Regions from separate parts of the Homo sapiens genome. Here region 2 is linked to region 1. A link is a loop called in an ENCODE intact Hi-C map of the cell type or tissue named here. Cell type or tissue: heart left ventricle. All regions are shown on one strand. Links, peaks and the distances in the headings refer to the core of each region. The heading gives the core; the rest is flanking DNA.

Region 1 (5,381 bases), core at 300-5,299:
GACATCACTCCCCACTGGGAAGTATTTCCGTTCCCCTTATAGAAAGATCATGGTTGGAAAAGTGTTAAAAAGTAGGTTGTTTTAAATGATACAATATGAAGCTGTTAAGATTAAGAGTTTAATATGAGGAGATCGGTGAAATGTTATAATCCACAGGAATAGTTTATTTTTATTCTATATTCTCCTTTCTTTCTGTTATCTTTCATACTTGTAAATGTTCACAAAAATATGTGTATAAAGTATTCTAAGGTGTGTGTTTTCTGTGCAGTGTGTCATTTTTGGAGATGTTCAGTGAATAAGCAGCAGTAAGCCAGATTTTGATCATGGAAGTTCACTTTATTTTCCAAAGCATCTTAACCTGTGAATTTTCAAGCTACCCTCCATTCAAATAGTAGGTCCTTAGAGTGAGACAATGAGATGACAGACAAGATTTTACTGAGTTTGCAAATCTGATTTTTTAGTTAGTTTGTTGATCAAAATAAATTGCAAACTGAGAATACTTTGGAAACCTGATAATTTCATTTAACCTTTGAAAAAAATTTGCAAGTTACAAAATACAGTGTATTTTATTGGAATCTTCATTGCATTCTCCGATTTTATTAGTGCTCAACCTTTATGACAGTGCTTGTGAAACAAATATAAAATTGCAATGCATGATGCAGACTAACCAAAAAGTTGTGTGTATCGGTTTCTCTCCTTTATAGCAATTTTCCATGGTCTGGACACCCTAACCGTGATGGGCATTGCGTTTGCAGCCTTTGTGATCGGAGCACTCCTGACGGGGGCCTTGTGGTACATCTATTCTCACACAGGTTAGTGTGACTGTTGAGTAAGAGTTGGTGAACAGCTTGTGTTCCTGCCACACAATAGACACTCAGTGTTTTGTTGGATGAAATAACGAATGAAAGAGAAAGTTCATTCCTACTATTTTTACATTTACATATTTGGTATAAATTGGGTTTCACAAAAGTATAATTTGCCATAAACAGTGGAAAGAAAAGGAAGGTTTAAACTGTGCTAATTGCGATTGTGATGTTGGTGAAATTTAGCCGCTAATAAAGCTACTTTGTTGTTAGAGTTTAAGGTTAATGCAGACAACGTACAGAAATACAAACCATTCCGTCAAAACCAAAGACTTAAGGATAGGCATATACATGAGAGGAAGTGAAAAAGAAAGCCAAGATTTTATTACCACACCTGCCAAGGTATTGAGCACTGTCCATCAGAGTCCTTAATCAATGACTTAAACCAGATTTTCTCAACCTTTTTTTAACCCATGCTATGTCTTCTTTGATAAAACATAAAATTTTCATGTTTTTCTATAAAGTTAAATTTTCTAAATAGATTTCCATGAACTGAAAAAAAAAAAAAAAGTGATGAAACAGAGCACTTCATTTTCAAGCTATTATCCCTCAATCTTCAAAATTCAGATGTGCTCCTCCCTACCAATCCCAAGGTTGAAACATACTAGCCTGATGAGAGAACCTGTTCTGACCCCAATACAGAATGCAGGCCAGCAAAGGGAGTCTTTAGTGCAATGGAGAAAGAACAAATGGATTGTCCTGCTATTGATTCTTTCTTAGTTTCCTTTCAACTATGGGCAGGAGTGACATGCATTTTGCGGCATTCTGGAGAACTAGAATGTATAAAATCGGTCTTGTTCTTGTTTGTTCTTGGATCCTTGTAGTTTTATACTGTGAACCTAGATAAACTGTGCTAGATTGATCCGTCAGAGGCAAGTGGCAGGCCCAGCTTCTCTGTTTATAATTTCATTAATTGTCCATTAAACCAATGAATGCCATGATCTTTGGCTTCCCCTTGGGCCAAGCTGAAAGGATGGCTGATTTAAAGAGGAAGGAAGTACTGAAGGATATTTTGGAGAGTCATATCTTTACCCTCTTGATTGCTAGACAAAACGTCAAGCTGTTGAGAATAAAAGCATGACACAGTGATCCTCTGATAGTTAAAAGTGTCAGATTCAAATCAGAATTTTCACTTTAAATACTACATCTCCTGCCTGAGGTATTTTAGATTACGCCAGAAGGAGAGGAATGGACTCTTTCATGCCTAGCATGGGACATTCACCCAAAAGGCAACCTCTTGGCAAAAATGTAGAAGACTTGAATAGAGAGACTTTGAGTCCTCAAATGCTTGTTCCTAGTCAGGATACTTTGAGTAAAGTATGTTTACGTGAAAGATTAAAAAATGACTTCTCATAATCCTAGCATTTTGGGAGGCAGGGGCGGGAGGATCACTTGAGCCCAGGAGTTCAAGACCAGCCTGGGCAACATAGTGAAACCATGTCTCTACAAAAAAACACAAAAACTAGCATGGCGTGGTGGTGTGCATCTCTTGTCCCAGCTGGCTGAGGTGGGGATCGCTTGAACCTGGGAGGTTGAGGCTGAAGTGAGCTGTGATGGTGCCACTGCACTCCAGCCTGGGCGACAGAGAGAGAAGTTGTCTCAAAATAAATAAGACTCCAGTGTCATGATTCTGGAGTATTATATAACCATCTGTGAATCAGTTTAGGAGGATTCTCCCTCATGAACAGTTTATAAAAGGACCAGAAAGACAGAATTTAGCAGAGCAGCATTTTAAAGTAAGTAATTTTGTCGCAGGAATACCGACATGTTCAGATCTCAAGCTAACAGTTCTTTGCAACTTTTCCAACCTCCTGCCTGGCTGAGAGGTTCTAGGGCTGTTGGCAGCCTGTGTTGGCTGTTGGGAGTGAGTTTGAAAGTCCTCCAAGAAGACTGGGTCACCCACAGATGTTTACCATGTGCCTGCTCAGCCACTGACTGGCCTTGGTCACACAGCTGCACTCTCATAGCTAATCTTGGGCCAGGAAGCCAGGTCCAGGCAGAATATAGGGCAACCAGATAATACTCACTACTGGAACATGCCCCACTGAAATCCCCCCAATAATCCAGACTGTTACCCACAGCCAAGCACACAAACCTGATAAAAAGCAAAACTTGGTGGTATGGCATGTATTCATCCTCATTGAATTTGGAAGTCTGTTGTTACTGATCCTTTTTCCCCCAAGCCAGAGACTTCAGGAGGGCCTTTCAAGTACTGTTAATGTAGAAATAGGTTTGTAAGTAAATTTAAGAAAAATGAAACCAAAGACCTCCCTCCTGTGATGCTTTCCAGCAAAATGAATTACACTGATTCAGAAGGTAAAAGGTTTATAGACACTGTCATTTGGGCTTAAAATCCATTGGCATGACTTATGAGACAGCTTCAAAATTACTTTTTATTAAAAACTGTAGCCTCTGGTTCATTTTATAGATTGCTCTTGAGGAATACCAGCATCATACAAGCATGAAGAAGACTCACTTCAGGACCACATGATAGTTCTTTTCCAGAACCCCTTCAGTTTGTTACCTGGGTCAGCTAGCAGCAATTTAGATTAATAAGGAAGATTATAATGCAGTGGGCAATGGGGAGAGCCAGGATACAAATACTGACTCAGTCCGTTCAATTTCAACAGTGATTGAAGCTGTGGAACTCACAGATCGTATATGCTGTATTTGGGGGTTCAGATAGCATCTGCCTCTGTGTGAAAAACAATCCTTAATTTGAATAACTTTTCCTTTGTTTACGCTTTCCATTCCATGTGCAGCACGGAGCACAAAACCAAGTCACAAATTTGGATTGTGGATATCTACTTACATACCTGGAATGTGTGTTACTCTACAAAGACTGGGTTCCCACTTTATCATATGACAACTCTGGGCACAATAAGAGATATTCCCTTAAGGCTGGATTAATTCTGTTTGGAAAACTCCATTCCTAAAACTTACATTCTCTCCTAAGATGCTGTAGAGAGGAGGGGTGCTTGGGGGCTGAAATGGTGCTGGAACCATAGAATGTTCATGCTCCTAGGAACCCTACCTAGTTCAGGGGTCCCTAACTTCTAGTCCATGAAGGTCCCTAAAGTCACATGCAAAATCTTATCTGTTTTTTTCTTGAAGGGAGGAACAAATGCTTTTATTTTTATTTTCTAGTAAAACTTTTTAGCTTCATCAAAGTAGTACATGCAAATAGTTTAAAGGTTGAAATAATCCTACAAGACTCATTATGAAAAAAAAATCACACCCCTACTGTCCTTACCTTCTTTTCTCACTCCCCAGAGCATTATTTTTGGCGCTTAGCTCATCCTTTTGGATGTTAATCCATACTTCTAAATAACCTGAGTATATTGCTGCTTTTTGACTTTGCAGGTTTACACCTTTGCTCTAGACCTCCTGTTATGGAAAATGTCCCCTTCCCCCACCATCCTCTTAATAGAAATATACTGACATTTTGGTTAGAGCAGCATTTACTGTTTACATTATTATGACTACCTAAATGCTAATCACAGTTAACTCATGTAGTATAATATCCTGCATGACTTTTAATTTTCCCTAGAATTAATTATTATCTTTCCCCACCCTACCCCATTAGCTTAATTTTCTTTTCTTTTTTTTCTTTTTTTTGTTTTGAGACGGAGTCTCGCTCTGTCACCCGGGCTGGAGTGCAATGGCGCAATCTTGGCTCACTGCAAGCTCCGCCTCTCAGGTTCCTGCCATTCTCCTTCCTCAGTCATCAGCTTAATTTTCTATGTATTTATCATTAATTCTTCTGCTGACCCTGCCAGCTGTCTCAATCTCCTTTTAATACATTGAGACATATGGAATGTTCTACTGATTCCTTTTCTTCAGCTCTTTCCTGGAGCCTCTGACCTGCTCCTGTCTGAACCGGTTCCCTCCATTTCTGGACACTGCTGTCTTCCTATGATCTTCTTCGCTACCATTCTGTGCATTCCCTTCACTTCTCTTTTGAGTTGTGGATGTCCTGTGTCATGTATCTCCTGCCTTTCTTCTTCCTGGTTTAAAGCGTACAGAGGACGCAAATGTTTTTCACACCTTGCATGTCTGAAAATATCCTCATTTAACAGAAACACCTGGTAGACAGTTTGGCAAGGTACAGAATGTTAGATTATAGACACTTTTTCCTTCGGACTTTTGAAAGCCCTCCTCATTGTCTTCTAGCTCTGAGGATTGCTGTTGAGAAGTTCAGAGCTGTGCAGATTCCTGATCCCTTTTGTATATAACCTGTTTTTTCTTTCTGGAAGAAATTTTACAATGATATCTCTTGAGTTAGGTGTATGTTTATACATTATGCTGGTCACTAATTGGGCCCTTTCAGTTTAGAAACTCATATCTTTCAGTACTGAGATTTTTAAGAATGATTTATTTTTTTCTCACCCCCTTTTTTCTGTTTTCTCTCATTTTAGAAATCATTTTATTTGAAAGTTGAACCTCTTGTCCTTTAATTTTCCTTTCTTTCCTGTTTTCCATGTGTCTGCTTTCTTTATTTTCTGGGAGATTGTCTCA
Region 2 (5,381 bases), core at 145-5,144, 52 kb before region 1:
AAGAATTGGCTTATGCCATTGTGGGGACAGGCAGGGCAATCAAAGTCCGCAGGGAGGCCTTCAGGAAGGGCAGCTCAGGCATGAGCGGAAGCCGCTGTCCACAGGTGGAATTTTTTCTTCCTCAGGGAAGCCTTGGGTGTGCTCTTAATGGCTTTCAATGGATTGAATCAGGCCCACCCAGATTATCTGATACAATCTCCCTTCCTTAGTGCCACCTGATTATGGAGTTTAATTGCGTCTACAAAATACCTCACAGTAACGTGTAGATGAGTGTTTGATTGCATAGCTGGGGAAGATGGCCTAGATACGTTGACATATAAAACTGACCATCACAGAAATTTTTAAGATCCTTGAGCAATTTGTTGTTGTTTACTCTAACTTGACTTCTAGCCAAGTAATTATTTCGTTGCTTTAACTGTTTCATTTCTATTTCTGTCTGTCCCTTCCATTCCGTTCCTCTCCACTCTGACCAGCACAGCTCCTGAGATTGCTGGGGAAGAGGGGACAGAGAGGGAAATAACCCACCAGGAGAATCTCTGCAAGCAGCAGTGAAGGGTGGGAGCCCCCTGCTTTGCCTCACTGCTTTTCCTTTTCACTCTCCTCTAAGCCTGGAGAATGTTCCTCTGTATTTGCCTACCCAGACTTGGTAGAAAGCTTGCCCTAAGACACCCAGGTCTTTGCTGACCTGTGAGCCAGTCAGTTCCCTCACCAACGGGAGATGACCTTTCCAGGCAGAGTGTCCACCTTCCCACAGTGGAAAGAGCATCATTTTTGGAGTCCAGCAGACAGTTTGAATCTGCACTCATTTCTTGCTAAAGGTGTGTAATCTGGCACTTTATCTAATTGCTCAGAGCCCCAGTTGTTTCCACTATCAGATATGAGGATTCAGAATCCATGTGACATGCACTTAGGAAGTGTGCAGCCTGAGCTTTTGTGATTAATATCATATTTCCTAGTGTTTTATTAACATGAGGCTGAGGGATGTGCGTGTCTACCCTACACTACTGATTTCTGAGCCTGGTAGCTGACTCTTCCACAGCGATGGAATAGAAAGAGCTCTAGAGTGAGAAACCAGGTCTTTGGTTCTATTGTCAACCCTGTTGTCTGCCAGCTGTGTGCCTTGGGTAGATCCTTTAGCTTCTGTCAGCTTCAATTTCCTTCTCTGTAAAATGGAGTTGAGATTATCAGCCTTGATGAAAAAAAAAACTCTATAAAGAGAATTCTAGGAACATGTTTGGAGCCAGGCATTTGTAAAAATCAGTTTTTGCTCTTGAACTTGACTTGGCTGATTGGATGTAACTTAGAAGAAAAAAAAAGAGAGTCTTCCCTCCTGTGGGGTTCTCCAGGAGCACATTTGGAGGACAAAATTAGATAAAGGAATATGGCAAGTAATAGTAATGATACCAACATTTTATTTTTTTTCGTGAAAAACATCATTTAGATTGAAATGCACTTTGAATTTGGGGGTAAGCTCTTCCATCAGGCTAACATTGGCAGATGAGGAAGGGTAAAGTTAGGAGTCTGAAGAATTTTTTGTAAAGCTGGACAGGATTCCTGTGTGGCCTGGGACTCTACTTTGGAAAACTATATTAGAAAGCAGCTTGTGCTTCATCAGTTTGGTAACTTGTGGGGACTTAGTTTGTTTTTTAGATGGAAAGACATCTTTTGCTTCTCTTTGTGTATATACACACTCACATGTACTGTTGTTCTGATAACGTTTCCATGGGAGATGAGAGTATTGCTTTTGTACTGGCTCATGTTCAAGTTTGTGCATGTTTGTGTTTGGAGGGCAGCATCTCAGAGCTTTCCTCTTGGACGTGTGTAAACATGCAGGGTGTTAAGAACATGGGGCGGTTTCAGTCATTTAGGTTTTTTTTATATTTCAGCAAAAATTAAGAACAGGATGATCATCATGAATGTTTTGAGAAAAAGTAATAGTCAAATATGTTTTAAGTCATTTTATTGGAAGAAAGTAATCTGGTTTGGGGTACTAAATAAAATCACCCAAGAATTTTTAAATGGCTGCATGGATTTGTGTTTCATGAATGCATGATTGGCAGATACCATCATCACATGGCTCATGAATATGTAGCTTTGCAAATTATGAACCTAGGTTCACAGGCATGGAAGTTATTATTTCTTTGAAATGAAGCTTTTTTAAAAGGCATTGAGTCATGATATATGTTAATAGAAAACATGTTTCGGATTGCATTTCACATCACATGGCTTCAGAGGAAATAGGCAAGTGGGGTCCTCCCAGGAATTGGGTAGGGAGAACGTGTGATTTTCCTCTTTTAAAATGCAGGGTTCAGTCTTCATTTGGAAGGTAAATATTTCAGTGCTGTTCCAGTATGTTTGTTTTTGCTGGACTTTGTGTGTCCAAAATACATAAAAGCATAATCTTTGTAATGCCTTTCTGTGTGGGGGCTGTGATGAGTTCTAGGGCCAATCTGTAGATCCCACTTAAACCTCAACTGAGATTCTTGAGGAATACCTATTCTCCTTTACCGTGTGTCTTTTCCCCCTGGAACTGAGCCAGCAAGTTCTTGGCATGGCAGGTGTTTCTGAAATATCAGTGTGTTTTTCTTTGCTTTCTTTGTTTTCCTTGTTTTGCTCTTTCTATTTTCCTAAGCAGGCAACTCCAAAAAGAGATTTGTTTGTGCAGGAGTCAGGAAAAGGGAAGAGGAATACTGAAAGCTGGGAGTAGGGCAGGACAGAAGAGGGGGAGGAGTCTATTTTCATTGTGTAAGTGTTGAACTTCCACCAATGCCAAAGTCACGGACATGTGTGCAGTTGGATGTGCGAGTTAGAGCAGCCCCAAGGGCCTGTAACCTGAATAGCAGGCACTCACCCAGCTGATAACTCAAGTTCCAAATGGACCACAGCTGAGTTGTAGGGGATGTGTGTGTGTGTGTGTACGCGTGCGTTTGAGATTCCTGGAACAGATTTCCTCTGAGATCTCAACAGGCTTTTTCATTATCATTGGGGAGCTATGGTTTCTCTTATTTCACAAGGCCCATTTCTTCCTTTTGAGATGTGCAAGGAGATGACTCCATCCATGACTTGGCTTTACACTCTCCCTCTTGGCTTTTTATCATCAGTGCAGAGGAGAGATTCTTGCTCGTTCTTCAAACAATCTCATTCGAGCTTTATAAAGATTATTGGAGTTTAAATAATATTCATATCTATGGCCTAGAACAATGTTCCTCAAGTATGCGTCAGAATCATGAGTGGTAGAGGGAGGATTATAATGTAGTTTCCTACATTTCTACCTCCCACCACCCTGGAGTCTGCATTTTAACGTACTTCTGTCTGAGGATCAGACTTTGGGAAGCGTTGGGCTTGAGATGTTTTCTTGACATTGATTTATGTTGAGACCAGACCAAGAAGCAGATGGATGGACATGATCAGTTCATAAACATGTTCCTTTCTTAGGGTCAAATTGGAGGAGGCTCTAGAGAAGCACTGTCCAATAGAAATATAATGCCAACAATATATGTAATTTTAAGTCTTCTATTGGTGCATTTAAAAAGTAAAAGAAGGCTGAGTGGCTGGGCATGGCTCCTCGTGCCTGTAATCCCAGCACTTTGGGAGGCCGGGGTGGGCAGATCACCTGAGGTCAGGAGTTCGAGACCAGCCTGCCCAACATGGTGAAACCCCATATCTACTAAAAATACAAAAAATTAACCGGGCATGGTGGCAGGTGCCTGTAATCCCAGCTACTCGGGAGGCTGAGGCAGGAGAATCGCTTGAACCTGGGAGGCAGAGACTGCAGTGAGCTGAGATCGTGCCACTACACTCCAGCCTGGGTGATGAGCGAAACTCCGTCTCAAAAAAAAAAAAAAAAAGTAAGTAAAATTAATATTAATGACACTTTGTTTAACCCAGTAGATCCAAAATAATATCACTTAAACTTGTAATCAGTCAATAAAAATTAATGAGATAGGGATTTTTCTTGTGCTAAGTGGTATGCATTTTACATTTATATAACACAGGTCAATTTAACCAGCAACATTTCAGGTTCAGGTACTTGATGGTGCCATGTGGCCAGTGGACACTACATTGGATAACAGCTGTAGAGCAATGATGCCTTCGCTAACCCCCTGGCAGACACGTGGTTGCTCATGGCATTTGTTCCCATTTCTCCACTGCTCCTGAATATGACCTCAGAATCCTTCTCAGCACAGAACCTTAGGCAGGCACTGCCAGTTAATTGGACATCAAGATTTGTTTTATTTATCAAACAAATACTTAACAAGTATCTTTTTTGTACCCAACACTTGGGGTATACCCATGGACAATGCACACTAAGATCCCAGCCTCTGAAGGAACCTTCTAGTGGAAGGAGTTGGGCAATAAGCATATTATATGGCATTTTAGAAGGTGACAAGTACTGTAGAAATAAAATGTAAAGTGAGTTTGGGAAAATCAGAATTCCTAGAGTGGGGCTGGGTGGTGGGGTTGTAAATTTAAATGGGCCCATTGAGAAGGTAACATTTGAATAGACTTGAAGGAGGTTGAGGTGAAACTTAAGATGAGACTTAATATCCACTTTTGATCTAGGGTGGCCTGAAGTTTCCTCAAGACTTCATCTGGGAGCATTCTTTTTGGGGTAGGGGTCAAGGAGGCAGGAGGATGGGGATGTGTGGCACTATCCACAGCAAGTTCCTCTCCTCACCACTGAAGACTAAACCAACGTTGGGGAGGCCCAGAGAGAGGCTACAATGCAACCTGCCAGGTGGTGAGTCAGCTGATGTGCTAAGTGCTAAAGCAAAGAACCTCAGTGCCAGGAAAATGGTGTCTGTGCTCATTAGCTGGGACTTGTACACTTCACTCAGGCTTGGGAGATCAACCTTGAGGCTTCCGTGGATCCGCTGAGGACTTTAAGAGTTAAAGCTTAAAGACAGGTGTGGAAACAAAGGGCTGGTTGCCTCTTTGGCTTTTTTCATGTAGTTTTGGATGAGGTTGTTGAACCTGATCCAGAAAAAATAATAAACTTGGCTGTGGTTGCCTAGCCGTAAGTTCTTATAATAAAACTCCCAGCAATTGGCAGATAGAGTAATGTTCTGCTCTTTAAAAAAGTCTGGTAGCATAACCTGAATTTCAAATACAAATGTTGTGCATGGTTCAAGTAGGGAGGAGCATTCAGGAGAGTCCAGGGTGCACCTCAGCATCCCAGGATTTGTTTGACTGTAAAGTGCTTCATGGTTCCCCTTCAACAAACGTTTACTAGGAATTGGGACCCTTGGAGCCCAGTGCTCTGTTCATTCCCACAGGAAGACATTTGTCATGTCAGGGAATGTTAGAGGATTGGGTTTTAATTAGCAAGCAGGAGGAAAGTTCATTGGGTTGTGGGGAAGACATGGAATTACTAAATATGC

The links. Hi-C counts contacts between places; a loop is a spot of excess contacts. Peaks named below come from ENCODE experiments on the same cell type or tissue, not always from the same donor. Only the 100,000 strongest peaks of a DNase experiment are listed, where the experiment ranks them.
Region 2: it touches region 1 in a loop (2.1-fold over the local background); 8 of 110 quality-filtered maps call a loop at or near these places.

Annotation. Positions count from the first base shown.
Region 1 is chr1:91,691,103-91,696,483 of GRCh38, reverse strand. TGFBR3 (transforming growth factor beta receptor 3) reads left to right here. Exons shown (of 17, transcript NM_003243.5): 16 at 705-812. Among named protein-coding and RNA genes, the nearest start is that of TGFBR3, 190 kb to the left of the region's middle. In heart left ventricle, for the core only: no CTCF peak of the experiment used is centred there; a DNase peak (open chromatin) is centred at 2,703; H3K27ac peaks cover 1,213 bases.
Region 2 is chr1:91,742,554-91,747,934 of GRCh38, reverse strand. The region is part of intron 4 of TGFBR3 (transforming growth factor beta receptor 3); the gene reads left to right. Among named protein-coding and RNA genes, the nearest start is that of TGFBR3, 140 kb to the left of the region's middle. RefSeq lists a silencer at 1,609-1,903. In heart left ventricle, for the core only: a CTCF peak has its summit at 2,804; no DNase peak of the experiment used is centred there; H3K27ac peaks cover 1,159 bases.